2 separate regions of the Homo sapiens genome follow, and region 1 is linked to region 2. A link is an interaction called in ENCODE POLR2A ChIA-PET data of the cell type or tissue named here. Cell type or tissue: OCI-LY7. All regions are shown on one strand. Each heading gives the region's core, and the rest is flanking DNA. Links, peaks and the distances in the headings are about the cores only.

Region 1 (5,929 bases), core at 324-5,323, 200 kb after region 2:
TTCTAGACTCAGAAGACTGTACTATTATTTCAAGAAAAGTTGAGGCTGGGTGTGGTAGCTCATACCTGTAATCCCGGCACTTTGGGAAGCCAAGGCAGACAGATCACTTGAGCCCAGGAGTTCGAGACCAGCTTGGGCAACATAGGGAGACCCTGTCTCTACTTAAAAAATAAAACAAAATAAATTAGCCAGGCATGGTAGCATGTGCCTGTGGTCCCAGCTACTCAGGAGGCTGAGGGGGAAGGATCAATTGAGCCTAGGAGGTCACGGCTGTGGTGAGTCGTTATCAGACACTCCACTCCACCCTGGGCAAGAGAGTGAGACCTCCATCTCCAAAAAAATCAAAAGAAAAAAGAAAAAGTTGAGCATATACACTTCCCAGAATTATTTACTTCCTCTTGTGTGTTTTATGGGACACACTTATTTGTGAGACCTTCCTTTTGTATAGGACTCTAGTCCAGTATTTCTAAACCTGAAACAAGGGGGCAAAGTTAAACTGACAGCAGAGCATGCTAATTTAGGGTGAAGCAAAACCCTTGGTGTTGTGAAGATTTCATTTTTACTCAATTCGGAGGTTGCTGTATGCAAAAGTGCTAGAGCCTGCCAGGAGAGGAATCTGGCAGATGCCTCTTAGGTTTCATGACGGCTCCCTCATTCCACAGTGGTTAACTAGGATGGACAAAACCTGGCTGACCTCAGGGAGGCGGTTCCTGAACTCCCTCTCGGGCCTGTGGGCTGGTGGCTCTTCTGGCTCGTCATCCAGGGACAAGGCATCCAGGTAGAGATTCTCACTGGCCGAGCACCTGTCCGACTCCTTCAGCTTGGACAGCGGCCGGTCTTCAAACGGGATGGAGTCAGCATCTGCACAAGGCCACATGGCCACTGGACGGGGCATGCGGAGGCTTCCCTGGTGGGGAAAGGGGCGAACGTTGCCGTCTTTTTGATCACAGAGGAAACTGCCACCTCTCCGGGGACTGTTCTCTTTCTGCAACTTGAGAATTTTAAAAATGAAAATAATTAGCCTCACTTTTCTGTCTGATGGTCTCCCTAAGAACATCGTTTCTCCACAATTTGCAATTACACATAGGTCAGTTTGAAAAATATTGTGAGAAGCAAATGTTCTTAAAGTTCTGATCTTAATTTCAAAATGTAACACAACATTACAGATGCTTTACAAAACCCACAATTTTATCTGGCCCAGAAAATCTGCATTAACCACGTACGAGTATGGTGAACTCTTTCTGACACCAATATATGTGTTATTGTACATAACTCTGAGTGTTGTGCTCATGGGAAATTTTACATTTATTACTATTTTTTAATCTAATACTGTTAAAGAACATGTTTAAAACTCTCTTTGGAACTTCCTTCAGAAGTGAAGACATACTCAGTGGAATACTATCAGTGATAGCAAACTTCTGAGTGTGAATCTGATTTTCCTAACTAGCCCCAGGGCATGTGGAACAGGTCCTATCAGTAATTCAAGTGAGCAAACTTGAGTTTGTAACCATTTGGTGTTAAACATAACTTACACTTTATTTGAGAGGATACAAACTTAGCTATAACGCAAGTAAAGATCTGGTATGACTGAGTGAAGAAAAAAAAAAAGCCACATTACGTTAGAGTCATACTTTTTTCCCTGACTTGGTTGAACTCAAGAAGCGGTAGTGGGCAAGCACAGGGCCACCTGGAGTTAGAAGACCTGAGTTGGAACCATTAACGTGTGGCTTGCTGGTTTGCAGGCAGGTGCAAGTTCCCGACTCTCCTGAGCTCAGTTTCCTTATCTGTAAGATGGGTTGTGCACGTGGGCTCACCGGAGTCATGCCGTCTAGTGGGAGCCCAGCCCACATAAGGGCATTATGCCTTTCTGGGCTGTTTTGCGGCACTAGATGGAGATTTCGTGGAGGTGGCTCAGGAAGGGAGCCCATATGAAATCACAAGGAACTGCTGAGGCAGGCAGGCAAATGGCTTGCAGGGCGCACGGCCTCCCTCCCCAGAGGAGCCCTCACCAGCTTCCACTCCATTCTTCTGATCCCTCCTCATTGCTTCCCTTTCTAAAACAGCCACAGAAAGCACAACTGAGACCTGAAGCTATTTCCGCCTATGAATCTTTAATGGTGCCTTTATTGGATGACAAGCTCACACTACTGGATTGACTGCTCTTTTGAATAAGCAAAGTATCTGAACGATGAAAGTGACATTTGGATTTGACCTGAAGGAGTGGCCAAATAATGATTTGAAGTCCTCAAGTGCTGAGACCGTTCCAGGAAATTCTAAAACCTCCTTGAATGCAGATCAATTCATTTTTTTTTAAGCATCACTACAAACTGCATCTCTGTGTCCTAATTGGAGCATTCATCCACAAGTTGGACGTAAATATGGTTTCTGTATAGTCAGGAAGAAAGCCATATGAGACAGTAAAGACAAAAGGACGTTTGCTCATTGTTAGTGATTTCTAAGGTGGCAGAACAGAGATTTATCTTTACCTTTGAGAAAGATGGAGTCTGATTCAGCCAAAGCTGACACGTTAGCATCTGAGGCAGTTCACAGTCAAATTAGGGACCCAGCAAAACCTAAAAACTCTACGTTTTAGCTTTGCCCCTCTGCTCTCTCCTCCTCCACCTCCCTGATGATGACACAGTTCTTTGCAGTTGTCTTAAAGATGCTAACTGCTTTCTTTAAAAAAAAAAAAAAAAAAAAAGGGAAGGCTTTTTATATGTTCATTTAATGCATGTCGGCACAATTTAGTTTCAACACATGATCATCTCTAAGCTATTTTGGGCAAGAAATTAAAATGCAAGAATCCCATCTGAAGCTGCAAATGTGCACTGAGGGTGTGAGTGAAGGGGGAAAAGAATGACTAAAGAGGAGGGCTATGAACAAGCACCTTCTAACTCAGTAAAGTAGGATTTCAAAAATAAACCCAGGCAGCCAGGAGCAACTTGTACTCAAGCTGCTAAGTGTTAGGTTTCCTAAAATTGAACTGGAGTGGTTGTGGTGGAGATATCTGCTGCTAAGATGCCTCTGGGGTGTTGTAATAGAACGAGTCCTCAGAGAGGGAGGGTTTCCTATAGGAGTCATTTCAGCCAGCATCAGCACCTACTTGCAATCTTGCAGTAAAACAACTTTTAATGCAAGTCGAACATTTTAAAGATTTGTATTTTAATACAGGAAACAATAAACCCTCGAGAGTGTCACCTTCCCCAGACTGGTAGAAAGAAAAAAGGCCACTTTGTAACAGGTTTTAAAAGAATGGAGTTTTTAAAAGAATGGCAGCTGATTTAAGAAAGTTACTGGAAGGAGAATGAATGGATGACCCTTTTTGCTTGACAAGTACAGCAAATATAACAGCAAGTTTTACATCATCTGCATGTTAACTGGGAACTCAACAATTCTAAGGAGAAATGTAGTGTGACTCCATAAAAGTCTCCTACCCCCACCCCGCAATCAAACTTGGATTGAGACAAGAGACGCTGATAAGAGAGATAAAATGTGTTATATGACCTTAGCCACATTCCCACAGTCATACATCACATAACATGCCTCATGTGGTGCAGAAATTATGTAGGAATTTAATGACAGCGGACAAGTATGAAGCATGTGTTCTGAAAGTGGAAAATGGATTTAGTGTTACTGCTTTCACCATCTGTATTAGGTTATCACAGTCAAGGTTATATTATATGGCTTACCAAGTAGTCAAATGTTGAGAGTATACATTGTGAAGAATGTTCAGTTACATCTCTCATTTATCTACGGAGTATGTAGCTAAAAGTTAAATGAACAAGCAACCCAATAACTGATAAATGAACAAAATCTATATACACCCATACACACTTGAACCAACATCCTCTTTTCAGGAAGTCTGGTGAATGCCTATAATTGCTTTACCTCAATTTCCGGATGGGGCACTGAGATTTAAGAAGTCTTCTTTAAAAATGTTTAATATTTTGGGGAAAAGGCCAGATTTATTTTTGAAAGCCACCATTGCATGTCTGAAGCATCAGTTCATTTGTAACCAATCCTCTTCTAAAAACAGCAATGACATCATTGTACAAAGACTGTGGGATCCATCACACAGATTTCATGAACAGATGCATGCCCGAAACTCACGTGTTTCAGATCTATGATGCTCAAAGATGTCCACCTTGAGGACTGGGTTCTGAGGCTGTCAGTTTGGCCGAACTGTTTCAATACTGATAACCTGGAATTGGAGGTCAGCTCCTGACCACTATTACCTTTCCAAAATATAGTCTCAAAATGAGGCTGTGGTTCATCTTTAAGTCACTGACTTTTCTTTTTTTTTTTTTAATGTTAATGTTTTTTTTTTTAATTATTATTATACTTTAAGTTTTAGGGTACATGTGCACAATGTGCAGGTTAGTTGCATATGTATACATGTGCCATGCTGGTGTGCTGCACCCATTAACTCGTCATTTAGCATTAGGTATAACTCCTAATGCTATCCCCCACCTCCCCGCACCCCACAACAGTCCCCAGAGTGTGATGTTCCCCTTCCTGTGTCCATGTGATCTCACTGTTCAATTCCCACCTATGAGTGAGAATATGCGGTGTTCGGTTTTTTGTCCTTGCGACAGTACTGAGAATGATGATTTCCAATTTCATCCATGTCCCTACAAAGGACATGAACTCATCCTTTTTTATGGCTGCATAGTATTCCATGGTGTATATGTGCCACATTTTCTTAATCCAGTCTACCATTGTTGGACATTTGGGTTGGTTCCAAGTCTCTGCTATTGTGAATACTGCCGCAATAAACATACGTGTGCATGTGTCTTTATAGCAGCATGATTTATAATCCTTTCGGTATATACCCAGTAATGGGATGGCTGGGTCAAATGATATTTCTAGTTCTAGATCCCTGAGGAATCGCCACACTGACTTCCACAATGGTTGAACTAGTTTACAGTCCCACCAACAGTGTAAAAGTGTTCCTATTTCTCCACATCCTCTCCAGCACCTGTTGTTTCCTGTAAGTCACTGACTTTTCGAAAGTTGAGTATCACCACATGTATCTAATTTTTCCTTTACTAGAAATTCTTCATTCCCAAAAGTAAAAATAAAAACCTAAAAGACTTGCTTAATTTATATCCAAGGTGTGACTTCCCAAAGAAATGAAGCCTGTGACAAGTCCAACAAGCCACCATGGCTAACAGGCGAAGGGCACCCTAAAGGGGGCATGGCAGGGATCATGATGGCCTCACTGGGGTACAGGAGGGATGTAAAAAGTGAGTGGCCCTAGAGCACGGGCCAAGAATGAAGCTCCCTGGTGACAAGTTGCCTGGAGTTACTGTGACACCGGTCAACTAAGTTGGATATAATAAATTAGTGGCCATTTTCAAAGAATATATGCCACTTCTATCCCTAAAATTTCCACCTAACCATAGAGCAACGACATACACAGGAGATTTAATACAGGAGACTCTTCACAAGTGCTGCATTTCCAAGCCAGAAAGGAAATGGCCAGCATTCCTCTTGATAGGATTTGGGGAATATCAAAGATTAGTAAGGTGACTCATTTGTGTAAGTGGTCAAACCTACGAAGAGTTTCAGCTTTTCTATCTGCAGTGTACTTTCCTTCTTTTGTTTTTTGGAGACGGGGTCTCGGTCTGTCGCCCAGGCTGGAATGCAGTGGGGATCATAGCTCACCTGCGGTGTATTTTATTCTTCTTAGTGGTTTCCAAGCCAAAGCCTCTTGGTCTTTCTTACCATTTAGTTCATTCTGCCTCCCGCCCTATCCAACACATGCATACACTCACCTTTGTCATTGTACCTGCGTAACACAGGCACCATGTCTATGGATAATAGAGCACATTTGTCAAAAGGCTCTATGGGTATTTAAAATAGAGTAATGAGGTTATTTTTCCTGAGCTCAATTTCTTACTGATTAATACATTTCCTTGAGACCTCA
Region 2 (5,929 bases), core at 446-5,445:
GGGTCAATTTATCCAGCATCAAATGCTATGGAGCTGCTGCCCATTTCAGATGCTTCTTGGGACCACAACCATGACAGCATTAGGCATGGAAAGAGCTTTTTATTTTATTTTATTTTATTGTTTTTTGAGACAGGGTCTCACTCTGTTTCCCAGGCTGGAGTGCAGTAGTGCCACCACCGCTCACTGCAGCCTCAACTTCCTGGGCTGAAGCGACCCTCCTACCTCAGTCTCTGAAGTAGCTGGGACCACAGGCATGTACTACCACACCTGGCTAATTTTCTTTTTTTTGGGTAGAGACAGGTTTTTGTCATGTTGCTAGGCTGGTCTCAAACTCCTGAGCTCAAACAATCCACCTACCTCAGTCCCCCAAAGGGCTGGGATTACAGGCATGAGCCAACATGCTCAGCCTTGTATACATTTCTTATTCACTTATTTAGTCTTGTGAACTTGGAATAATAAATTTTAAACTTAATGTTTTTGTTTCACTATTGTTTTCTATCTTCGATCAGAGATACTGAAACAAAAAATAAAATGTACTATTTAAAATTCACAAAACTAAATAAGTGTAAAAGAGATTTATATAATACAACTTCCAAGTGATGTTGTTTGTAGCATTTATAATTCTGAAGTTATTCATGCCTAAAGTTCCGCCAAGGCTTTTGGGTTACCCTATACAGGGTATGCTAACTTTCATTTAAGAAAAAAGTGGATTCCATATCTTTGCTATTGTGAACAGTGGAAATATGGTACATACACACCGTGGAGTACTATGCAGCCATAAAAAGAAAGAGATCGTGTCTTTTTGGGAACATGGATGGAACTGGAAGCCATTATCTTTAGCAAACTAATGCAGAAACAGAAAACCAAATACTATGTATTCCCATGTATAAGTGGGAGCTAAATAATGAGAACACGTGGACACAAAGAGGGGAACAACACACACTGGGGCCTACTTGAAGGCAGAGGGTGGAAGGAGGGAAAGGATCAGAAAAAATAACTACTGGGTATTAGGCTTAGTACCTGGGTGATGAAATAATCTGTACAACAAACCCCCATATCATGAGTTTACCTATATAACAAACCTGCACATGCATCCCTGAACCTAAAATAACAGTTTTAAAAAAAGAAAAAGGTGGAAATAGTTGTGTTCATTTCCTGTGGTTTCTGTAACAAACTACTATTAATTTAGTGGTTTAAAATAGCACACATTTATTCACTGCTAGTTCTGGAGGTCAGAAGTCTAAGGAACACTGCCTTCCTGGAGGCTCTAGGAAACAATCCATTTCCTTGCCTTGTTAGCTTCTTGAGGCTGCATGCATTCCTTGGTTCATGGCCCCTTCCTCCATCTTCAAAACCAACAGTATAGCATCTTCCAAGCTCTCTTTTTTTCGGACTCTGACCCTTCTGCCTCCCCCTTAGAAGGTCACCTGTGGTTACATTGGGCCCACTGGGGTCATCCAGAATAATCTCCAATCTCAAGATCCTCAGTTCAATCACATCTGCAAAGTCCTTATTCCACATAAAGTAACAAATTAATAGGTTCTGGGGATTAGCACATGGACATTTTTGGGAGGCCATTATTCTGACAACCACAGAAGTATATTAATTTTTGTTTATATTTGCATAATGATACACTGGAAGGATGTATTAAAAAGCAGTAAAAGTGGTTGCTTATGGGGGCAGAGAGGAATGAGAACAGCATGGAAGTGAGAATTCTTAATGTATATCATTTTATGAGGATTTGATATCTGAATATATGAGTGAATTATCTATTCAAAAATAAAATGAATAGTAAGTAGGGCCTGTTTAGTTTCAGGTATCTCTAGCTAGGGACACTTAGATTTTTATAAATTCAGATGTCATGGACATAACACTAAAATGGCTGAATTGATCCTATAGATTCGGAACCACATGAGTTTACTTACATGCAATGAACTATACATTCTACACACAGCAAGTTCTGGAATCTGTCTTCAGTTCCTTCTCACGAAGGAAATGTGAAGTCAGTGTGACTAACCAGTGGCTCCGGTTCACCCTGGGACATCTTAGTATGGTTCAGGCTGCCCAGCTCTTCCTGTGGGCACGGTGTTCCCTGACTTCAGGATTTTAGGATAAGCTGCAGCCAGGTCGTGGTCTTTGCTGTGCACTCACTTACGCTGGGGTGATTTGCATTTTCAGCCTCTCCCTGTCAAATGAACTGCACTGGGCCAGGTTTCAGGAACTCTGCGCCCACCTCACTGAGATAGGGGGAGGGAGGATAGGTCCTCGTGTCCTTAAAGCACTTTAGTCCCTGAGGCTGCTGCTTGGTGTTTGTGTGTGAGCCAGCTCTGACTCACCAAATCGAGAAGAAAAAACTTCCACCGAGGACAATGTGCCAAGGAAATGTGCTCAGGCCCACGCGGCAGTGAGTCCAGCAGTTGGGACGGAACCTGAGAGGAGGCAGTTGGGGAAATAAACAGAGCGCCAACTCAACAGTCAGCGCCCCTGTGCATCGCAGCGCAACCTGCGATGGGAGAGGTTTCTCTGCCTTCGTGGCCGCTTCCTTAACAGATTCATGATTGGCAGGTGGCCTGCGAGCTCTCACATGCGTGCGGTGGGCGCCCCAGGGACTGCCCCTCCTTTGGCAGGAGCCTGGTTTGTGTTTATTTTTGGTTGTGCCAGAGGGAAACTGCACTTTGAGGAAGAAAAACAATTGCTGGTTGTTTAGGAGGAGCAGTCTAATCCGAGACGGCCTTGTCTTCTGCAGAAAACAAGCGGGGCGCAAATCAACCCAGGCGCAGCCAAGGGGCCGCGGTCGCGCTGAGTCACAGCCCGCTCAGAGCTCAGCGTGACTCAGGGCTGGCCGCCTCCCTGAGGCATCTGTGAGTGATCCCAGCCGCAGGAGGCGGCATCTCTTTCGTCTACGGCTCCTCCAGACTCATTTCCTTCCTCTGGAGGTTCAGGTGTCCCTGTGGGGCGTGGTTGGGGGTACGAGGCACCTCTGCGTGCAGTTCCCAGAGAGCGCCCACCCGGCAGGGCCCTGGGCCTCACGGCCTGGCTGAGGGGCTAGGCCTGCCTGGCCCCGCCTCCGCCACAGGCTGTGCCCTCAGACCTTGCCAGCATCTTTCCAACACACCCATTAGTCTCAAGGTCAAGTCGGGTGAGAGGGCCTGGAGGGATTATAACAATAGAAATGTAAGACAAAGTAGCAAATGTAAGAAGCCACGTGCCTCCTTTCTGCCTGCAGTAGAATTTCACAAAGCCCCAGACCCCTGGCAACTTGCAGCTCTGGGGAAAGACGCTTTGAGGACAAAACAGGCTACAGCACACGACCCCCAACTCTCTTGCCTGAGTCACTATATTCCTTAAAACATAAATGAGGCCAGGAGCAGTGGCTCACGCCTGTAATCCCAGCACTTTGGGACTCCGAGGCCGGATGATTACTTGAGCCCACGAGTTTAAGACCAATCAGCCTGGGTGACAAAGTGAGATCCCTGCTCCAATCTCTATGAAAAATTAGCCAGCCACGGTGGCCCATACCTGTGGTTCCAGCTACTCGGGAGGCTGAGGCAAGAGGATCGCTTGAGCCCAGGAGGTTGAGGCTGCAGTGAGATATGTTTGTGCCACCGCACTCCAGCCTGGGCAACAGAGCAAGACTGTCTCAAAAAAAAAAAAAAAGAAAAAAAAAAAAAAAAAGATAAACGGCCCCAGTCCTTGCCTTTTCCTATACATAAGATCATGTTTGGCAAGTTAGTGATTATGCCTATGTAATCTATAACCAGGTGCACTTTACGCCCAGTGTAACTTCTGAGCAAGTTTGATGAGATTTTGCAGATACTAAACCTCCACACCTGTATATAAGCATAGAGCTGAAACACGGTGTAGTCTCATGGAACCTCTCTAGAGGTCTGCTTCTGGGCTGTAGGCCTCAGTGAGACTTCTGAATAAAACTAACTTTAATTCTTTAAAAGCTTGATCTTTTTTCCTTCAGTCGACAGAAGTAATTGTAGCGTTTAGTGATCAACTCCTGCAGGCCCAAAACAATTATGTTAAATTATAATTCTTACCAACCACTCTCCCTTCTCCCCTCCTAAGGAGATGTGATTCTCTGCGGGGTTACACACCCAGCCTCTCTTGGAGGTGGGTGGGAAGGGGTCATTCCAATGAGAAATGTGTATGATAAAGGGAGAGCCAGAGCTGGAGCCAGGTAACGAAAGTTAAAAGGTGAGCAGCTCTGGTTTAGTGTGAGAAAGGATGCGAAGGGAGGGTTTTGAGGTACTGGAGGGACCAGAGGGAAATTTGAGCAGCTGTACTGGAGGGTGGGGCTTTGGGGAAAAGTCATATCAAAATGAGAGTTTTAGGAAAGTTTTCCATGTGGTTAGTGGGGCAAATTCCTCTCTCTTTGCATGGTTCAAAAACACTTCCAATTGCTTGGAATCTGGCTTGTGTTATTTATTTATTTTTATACTTTTTAGAATTTAGAGATGAGATCTCACTATGTTGTACAGGCTGGTCTCAAACTCCTGGGCTCAAGCAATCTTCCTGCCTTGGCCTCCCAAAGTGCTGGGATTACAGGCATGAGCCACCCCTCTCAGCCTGATGTTTATTTATCTATTTAGAGATGGGGGTCTTGATCTGTCACCCAGGCTGGAGTGCGGTGGCGTGATCACAGCTCACTGCAGCCTCGAACTCCTTCCCTTAAGTGATCCTCCCACCTTGGCCTCCCAAAGTGCTGGGCTTACAGGCATGAGCCACCCCTCTCAGCCTGTTATTTATTTATCTATTTAGAGATGGGGGTCTTGATCTGTCACCCAGGCTGGAGTGCGGTGGCGTGATCACAGCTCACTGCAGCCTCGAACTCCTTCCCTTAAGTGATCCTCCCACCTTGGCCTCCCAAAGTGCTGGGATTACAGGCATGAGCCACCGCGCCCGATCAAATCTGGCTTGTGTTTATATGCACATCTGTAACACACAGACTGGCCCAGGGAGGCCATCAGCCCAGTGGAGTGTATGGTGACCCAGGCTCCCCAGCCCACAGCACTAATGTACTGGGCTGGCGGGAGGTGGGCAATCCCAGAGCACCAAGGTGAGGGGCGAGGGCTGTGAGGTGGGAAGGAGGGAACACAGATAAGAGGTGGTGTAAGAAAAAGCTGGTGACCATCTCACAAGGACATGAACCTCTGGAGAGGCTGCATGGAGCCATTGCTCTTGGAATGGCGCAAGAAGCCATGGGAAGCTTGAATGAGCCATTTATCTGTCAGCTTCTCCCATCTCCCAACTCTCACTGGTCCATGTTCCTTCCTTGGGGTGTTATCTCCCCCATGTTTCTGAGTGTGTTACTCTGTGTTCCTCTGGGCAGCCCCCCGGGGCAGTCAAAGCCCGTGGGGGTCTGCTTGACTCCCACCTGGGTGCTGGGGCTGTAGCTACAGAGGACGTAATGGTGGTCATGTTCCTCTGCCAGGGGAGGCTGAGTGCTGGGTGGTGGTGTGGCAACTGCACCTGCTCCTGGAATAAGCAGCAGAGGCACAGACATCAGGTGGGGACAAGCAGATCTCAGAGGTGCACCTGCTGGTATGGTGCAGTACTTTTATGCTAATGGACAACGGGATATCTTCCTTAGGAAATTGTATTTGTATTTGTTGGGAAATTACTACCATATACTGATTTTTGGTAGTACAAGATATGTTGCTTCCATATGCCAGGAAACTGTCACGATAAATACACATGACATGCCTACAATGTGAAAAGTCCCCTTAGGTGTAATGTCCTTGTGCAGTATTCAACAATGTACAACTGTCCATGGCCTTGAACTGGCCTCATGGGCCCAGTATAAGAGTAGGCTGCCATAGAAAGGTCTCTCCACAAAGTTCATTCACATTTCAATGGAGAGTTGACTTGTTGAAACTGAACACAAAGCTCTTCAGGTTTGCCCCAGAATTCTGGAAGGTGA

What was found. Peaks named below come from ENCODE experiments on the same cell type or tissue, not always from the same donor. Only the 100,000 strongest peaks of a DNase experiment are listed, where the experiment ranks them.
Region 1: POLR2A ChIA-PET joins it to region 2 with 9 read pairs; 3 of 35 experiments call an interaction of 5 or more read pairs at or near these places.

What each region holds. Positions count from the first base shown.
Region 1 is chr18:8,814,025-8,819,953 of GRCh38, reverse strand. It overlaps MTCL1 (microtubule crosslinking factor 1), which reads right to left. Exons shown (of 15, transcript NM_001395333.1): 12 at 695-991. Among named protein-coding and RNA genes, the nearest start is that of GACAT2, 110 kb to the right of the region's middle. RefSeq lists an enhancer at 816-1,317. In OCI-LY7, for the core only: no CTCF peak of the experiment used is centred there; no DNase peak of the experiment used is centred there.
Region 2 is chr18:9,014,164-9,020,092 of GRCh38, reverse strand. It overlaps the pseudogene RPS4XP19. Among named protein-coding and RNA genes, the nearest start is that of NDUFV2, 86 kb to the left of the region's middle. RefSeq lists enhancers at 2,268-2,377, 2,538-2,607, 1,828-3,027, 2,752-3,576 and a silencer at 3,058-3,157. In OCI-LY7, for the core only: no CTCF peak of the experiment used is centred there; a DNase peak (open chromatin) is centred at 2,532.